Linked DNA regions of Homo sapiens: region 1 is linked to region 2. A link is a contact called in ENCODE Hi-C or POLR2A ChIA-PET data. All regions are on one chromosome and are shown on one strand. The core of a region is the stretch at or near the end of the contact, and the rest is flanking DNA. Distances in the headings are between cores, read along the strand shown.

What was found. Hi-C counts contacts between places; a loop is a spot of excess contacts on that map. ChIA-PET counts read pairs that join two places held with the same protein, here RNA polymerase II (POLR2A).
Region 1: a loop to region 2 is called in a map of HepG2, with 2.6 times the contacts of the local background. The contact joins two enhancer-like sites. A Hi-C loop is called at or near these places in 1 of 168 maps with a recorded cell type or tissue (HepG2). POLR2A ChIA-PET finds 5 or more read pairs at or near these places in 4 of 52 experiments (AG04450, H1, activated CD4-positive, alpha-beta T cell and 1 more).

What each region holds. Positions count from the first base shown.
Region 1 is chr2:226,513,587-226,516,591 of GRCh38, forward strand. No RefSeq gene overlaps it. Among named protein-coding and RNA genes, the nearest start is that of MIR5702, 140 kb to the right of the region's middle. Within about 2 kb of position 1,552, at least 2 of the 41 ENCODE cell types and tissues checked have a DNase peak (open chromatin) inside an H3K27ac peak, as active enhancers do.
Region 2 is chr2:226,477,030-226,480,158 of GRCh38, forward strand. No RefSeq gene overlaps it. Among named protein-coding and RNA genes, the nearest start is that of MIR5702, 180 kb to the right of the region's middle. RefSeq lists an enhancer at 896-1,446 and a silencer at 1,084-1,378. Within about 2 kb of position 1,447, at least 15 of the 41 ENCODE cell types and tissues checked have a DNase peak (open chromatin) inside an H3K27ac peak, as active enhancers do.

The DNA of each region.
Region 1 (3,005 bases), core at 302-2,801, 37 kb after region 2:
CCTACATGTTGCTTCCAAATTTAATTAAATTTTAACATTTTCTTTCTTTTTACAAAACTCCCCTTTCACAATCTAAAAACTAGAATCCCAATTCAGAAGCTTGGACCTCAAAATGCTTCAGAATTTGGCCCACCCTTCATGGCCAGCTTCACCACAGCTCAAGTTTTCTGTCCTATACTCACTCTCAACTGAAAATCTTTGCTCATCCTGTTTTCCTGAGTGGAAATGGCCTTTCCCTTCATTTCTTTTATCTAAACTTACTCTTCTTAAGATCCATATTATGTTTAAACTATAGGGCACACACCATCTCTTCTAGCCTCCTGGGATATTCCTTTTTCTATACTTCTATAGCAAATCCCAACTGCTCACTAGAATAGCTTGTCACACATTGCTTTACGGGGACATATAATTATTCCACATGAATACATCTTGTCTTGATATTTACGTTATAAGTTTCTTAGAATACTCCATAACAAATTATGCACATAAGAAGAATTCAGTACATACTTTCTGAATTAAAAGTAGTTTTCTTCCTATCTACCTATGTACTAGCATTATAAGAATAACATTATAGGCATACAGTGGAAAAGTTTCAAGAGTGAAAACAAATCCACACCTATGTATTATTAAATAGTGAGGGACAAAGTGCTAAAGTATTATATATAAAATTATTCACAAATATTAAAACTATTTTCTTTTTGTTGGAAGGTTTTCATTTTTTCTAAATGAAAGGAGGCAAACTTCTATTAAATAGCTAGAACAGTAAATGAAAAAAAGAAATGGTCTCTTGTTTTTTTCTCACTTAGAAATCTTTCTTTTCATGAATTATTCTTAATGCTAAGTAAACTGCATATATATATATATATGCATATATATGTATCTGCATATATATATATGCATATATATGTATCTGCATATATATATGCATATATACATATATATTCCCCCTGAACAAATTCTTAGTTTTTTCTGTATAATTTTTATTAAACAAGACCACACAAATGAGTAGGAAAGAAAACATTTTGTCATCCTTATGCTCGGACACTTACACTAAAATATTTTTGCCAGGAAGGAATAGACTAAACATACATCAAGCCAAATGGAGATGCTTACTTTAAGACTTGAGGTACTTCTTATGATTTAAGACATTAGACCATAATTTGAGAATGTTTGGAAAAAGCATGCAATGGCTTTGTTTCTGACCATCACTGCATAAAAGTCTATATATCCAAAAGATTTTACAAACACATGTGGGTGGCTAATAGTATTGTTTTAAGCTACATTTTAGTTTTTTAAACTAACTTTACAAACATTTTTGAGGGTAGCCTCAATTTTTAATTAAAATAATTGTGATCTTTCTTCTTGATCATCTCTGTCTTAGCACTTCTCATCTCAGGATGTAAGTCCAAAAAATGCATCTCTTTGCTGCATAAGTTATTGTCAGTCATGACTCATTTATCTGGTCAGAATTAAAGAAAATAGTTTCTACTAAATGCTAGTGTTTCCTCTGAGGTATGTCTTTTGGGGTGTGGCATGGGAGTGGATAGACACAGCGGTAACCTTTACTCATTCATTTGATACATATGACTTGAGCACTTCATGGGCAAGACTCTGTTAGATGCTGAAGATACAGCAATGAAAGAGACAGATACAGCCTTTATTCTCATTGAGTTTGTATTAAAAGAGACACTTGGACATTAAACAACTAGTTACACAATAATTTAATCATGATAGTGGTAAGTACTAAAAAGGAGAAAAATAGCTTGGCAACCCGGAAACTCTTCAGAATTAGCCCCCTTTTTAACCATTGTTGTCCTATCCTTTGTTCCTATCATTTATTCCTAGGAGAGATTTTATTTAAACTACTTATAATTAACAAACTCCAGACAGTCTCTAGTGAATGACTCAACATGACCCTGCAAACTTTTCAAAGAGATCAGAGTACAAGATTTTGAAATATAACCAACATGTTTTGACCAAACTTAACCTATGAAATTAGACCAGGATAAGTTAAATATAAACAGGTTTCTCTAGGAGTAAACATACATGAGACAAACACAAAAAAATGTATGGTGAGCAGTTCCCAGCATAGCCTCCCCCATCTTCTCATTAAATACAAACGAACACTGGGCAAAAGAGGACACATTGACAACACACAGAAAAACTAAGATTGATAGTCAACCTAAAACCAGAATCTAGGAGGAACTGGCATTAATTATAAGGGGGTTAGATCTGGATTGTGAAACACATATCAAGGCTTAAACACATGGCATAGTGAATGAATAAAGGCTCCTTGACAGAGAGGCTTTCCCCCTCTCAGAGAACAGGCAGGTTGCACGTGGACCCCTGGGAATTTCTCTGAAAAGATAGAATCTACTTCCAGGCACAATCAATGCTGGGAGTAAGCAAAGCAAATTGCTATGAATGAGGCAGGCATGAACCAGACTTTTGCGTAGTACTGTTTTGTTTTATGTTTAATATTATTATCCAAAACAGTAGAGTAAGGAAAATAACACCAGAGTAGCGATACACTAAAACACTAAATGAAGGCCTTCTAGAAATGGAGTAATGTGTAGAACAGCCTGCACCTCATCTGAAAATCCAAGAAAGATATGAGACAACAAGGTCAAGGACAGGAGCAAAGACAAATAACTTACCCTTCTACTGAAAACTCTAAGTCTTGACTGTTCCTGCATTGTAAAAGTATGAGACAAAAGACAAAGGGGGAACAAAAACTATTATAGCAGAATGAAACTATTAGAACAGCATCTGTGAAGCTTGAAGGAAGAATATGCTTTGATTATGAGTTAGATGTAACGATGTCCCCATTACTGAAACATGAGATGTGTTTCCTTTCAAATCAGAAATAAAGCTAGAAGGCCCACTCTCACCATTATAAGCTAATTTCTGAAAGGACTAGCTAATACAATCAGCCATGTAAATCAAGCAAGGCATATGAATATTTGAAAGGAAGATATAGATTCATCATTTTCAACTAGAATCAA
Region 2 (3,129 bases), core at 197-2,696:
GTTTCAAGGAGACCAACTCACAGAATATTTTTCATGACTAACCTTATGTTTGCAACTGAAGATTAAAAACTAAATATTATTTGACAAGTTTTTATATGACGACATAAAGAGTGGCTAGTGCCCGCTGTTGACTCAGACATTTCTGCCAACCTCTTTTGCCTGCCAAAATATAGCTTCAATAAGCACACATAAATTTTATTTTTAATAAATAACCACAAAATAGTTTCATAAACATACTAAACTGTGGATAATTGTAGCTCACAATGAGTATGTGTTACAGTTTCGGTAAATAGAAGTTACACAGTCTGAAGCTGGCACACGCTAACCCCATCGTATGGATTGATGTCAAACCAGCTCACGCTGGAACACCCTGGTGATTTTCTTGGTAAGCGGCCTATGTGCTAACTACTTGGGCTCCTGCCTTCTTCCAGCAGTCCTCCTGTTAGTCTACGCAGACATTAGGTTTCAGAGTCCTGAGAATTTAAAAGGATAGCTGAGGTCTCTGCTTGGTGTCCCAAAGGGTCTTTGCGGTAAGAAAAGTTCCTTATGCCCTGACCAACATGTAGACACCTATAATACTTTAAAATGAATAAATAAAGGGCATTTGGGGAAATAAATACTGATGTGATGAGAAGGAACCAGTGAGAATAAACTGTTCTTTCTAACTAACTTTTCTTGGAATTTACATGTTCCTTTTACTCAAAAGATCCTTTTGGAAGAGTGTATTGCCTTTTCCTCTGTTGGCAGACATTTCTTTCTCTTTTTTTATTTTTTTATTCCTTGAAAAAAGCAGCTTATTGAAAGCTTAATGAGTTTTTCTTTTCTGTGTTAGAAATCAGGTTTATTTTTAAGCTTCTTTGACCACACATGTGCTTTGATGAACTTCCCTCCCATTCGTGGAAAAGAGCTCTAGGTTCCTAACACTTCCAGCTCCAATTCTCCACATTCTCCTTCACTTCACATCGACCCCTGGGAAACTTAGAGTGAGAAAAAGTCAAAGGGGGAATTTTTTTTTTTTTTTTGTAATGTACTGAGCTTCCTTTTGAAGACGAGGAAAGAGAGTTTTATCTTCAGTAAAAACAGGCCCTTTTGTGGAAAGGAGACGTGATGACTGATCAAACAGCATTCAGCATTCCAGGGATGCCAAGATATCGCTGGGTTAAATGGTGGAGATGACCCAAAGACCCTGCGCTGTTTGAAAATAAATAAAATTACTCCGGCAACATATTCCGCATTCCTGTTTGTACTCGGCAATCTACATGCTTTAGATTCTGCCTGTGGTTACCTTCACTCAGGTCTTAGCTCACAGTTGAATTTATTCAGTCAGAATTTACTGCAAACTTCCTTATGGGATGCATGAAACTGGGCCCTAGGATGGATGGGGCAGTGTGCATGGTAAGGAGGCAGGATAGAGCAAGAGGGTGGCCCTGACACCAGGAAGTGCTCAGCCTGAGGCCTTGGAATATTGCAGAGCCATGGATTAAGGGCCTCATGGGCACAGGGAGAGAGTGACTCACTCTGCTGGAGGTTGACCTCCATCAGGAGGAATGCCTCGTGGTGTTTTGTGACCTATGAAACATTGGCAGCCTGCAGTGCTGCCGCACAATTCTGTTATGTTTTTCAGCACTGCCAAGGGTAGATTTCTCATCTTAACCTCAGTCCTCCTCCAGTCTGCATCCTTTATAATCCTACACAACCCCCAGCAATGGTTCTCTAAGCACACCCTCCCTGACTCCAGTTAACCATTTTTTCTATCCTCACCCCAAATTAAATTCAACTCTCTTTGTGTATTTCTTGTTAAACAGCTATGTGTAGAAAGCTATGCAGGACACAGAGGTGCAAGATCTTGTGCATCAAAAAGCTTATCACCCAGTAGGAGAGTTAAACACGTAAAAATTTAAGTGGAAAAAAAATGTAATAGAACTGCAAGTGCTGTGAGCACTTAGACAAGGTAGTGACACACTTTGGTTCAGCGAGATTGTGAAGTTTTCACAAAGGTTCTGGCACATAAACTGAACCAAGATGCATGGACACGTTTCCTAGAGCTCCAAGGAACAGCATGAGCAAAAGACTAAAGTTATGTGGGTAGGCAGCCAAGGGTGTTTGAATTTGAGTGTGGCCAGGGCATAGGATAGTCAGAGAAACAGAAAAAGAGCTGAAAGGGTTGGTTCGGGCCAGATCAAATCCAAATCAAGGTAAGTAAAAGTTACTCTGTGAGTAATGGGGAAGAGTTGAAGTTTTCCTAGGAAAAAAATAACTTCCATTGCCCTGTGGTTAAGAATGCTAACCCTGGTCCTGGCTAACACGGTGAAACCCCGTCTCTACTAAAATTACAAAAAATTAGCCAGGCGTGGTGGCGGGTGCCTGTAGTCCCAGCTACCCGGGAGGCTGAGGCAGGAGGATGGCGTGAACCCGCGAGGCGGAGCTTGCAGTGAGCCGAGATCGTGCCTCTGCACTCCAGCCTGGGCAACAGAGCCAGACTCCGTCTCAAAAAAAAAAAAAAAAAAAAAAAAAAAAAAAAAAAAAAAAAAAAAAAAAGAATGCTAACGCTGGAAGCAGTGAGAAGGATTGATTAGACAGGATCAAGGCAGGAGCTGGAATGGACCCATGTAAAGGACCCAATAAGAGTGAGCATAGAAGACTTTTAGATAAGAAGCCCTGTAGAGGCTGAAATAAACGTTTTCCTAACATGGACAAGCAAGGCTCCACCGTCCTTCCACTTTTCCTTTTTTAGCAATCAAGCAAGCAACCAAAGACATCAGATGTTAATAAAATGAAATGGCTATAGACAGCACTGTACAGAACCAATAGAACCTTCCACAGTAATGGATACTAGGCACTTGATGTGGAATCACTCTGACTAAAGAACTGAATTTTTCATTTTGTTTAATTTTAATTACTTTTAGTTGGCATAGCCCTATGTGGCTAATCCTACTTTATGGGACCGTGTAGCTCTAAAGAATAAAATTATATTGACTGAACCAGAGATTCAAAGCATTTTGGAAAAATTTACATTATTCTTCTACCGGCCATCAGACTTCAGTGGTGTTGCTGGATTTAGAAGATGGTGTCTACCTATCAAAAGCCCCATGTTTACATATAAGAAGATGCAGTGCCTGTATTTAGCTC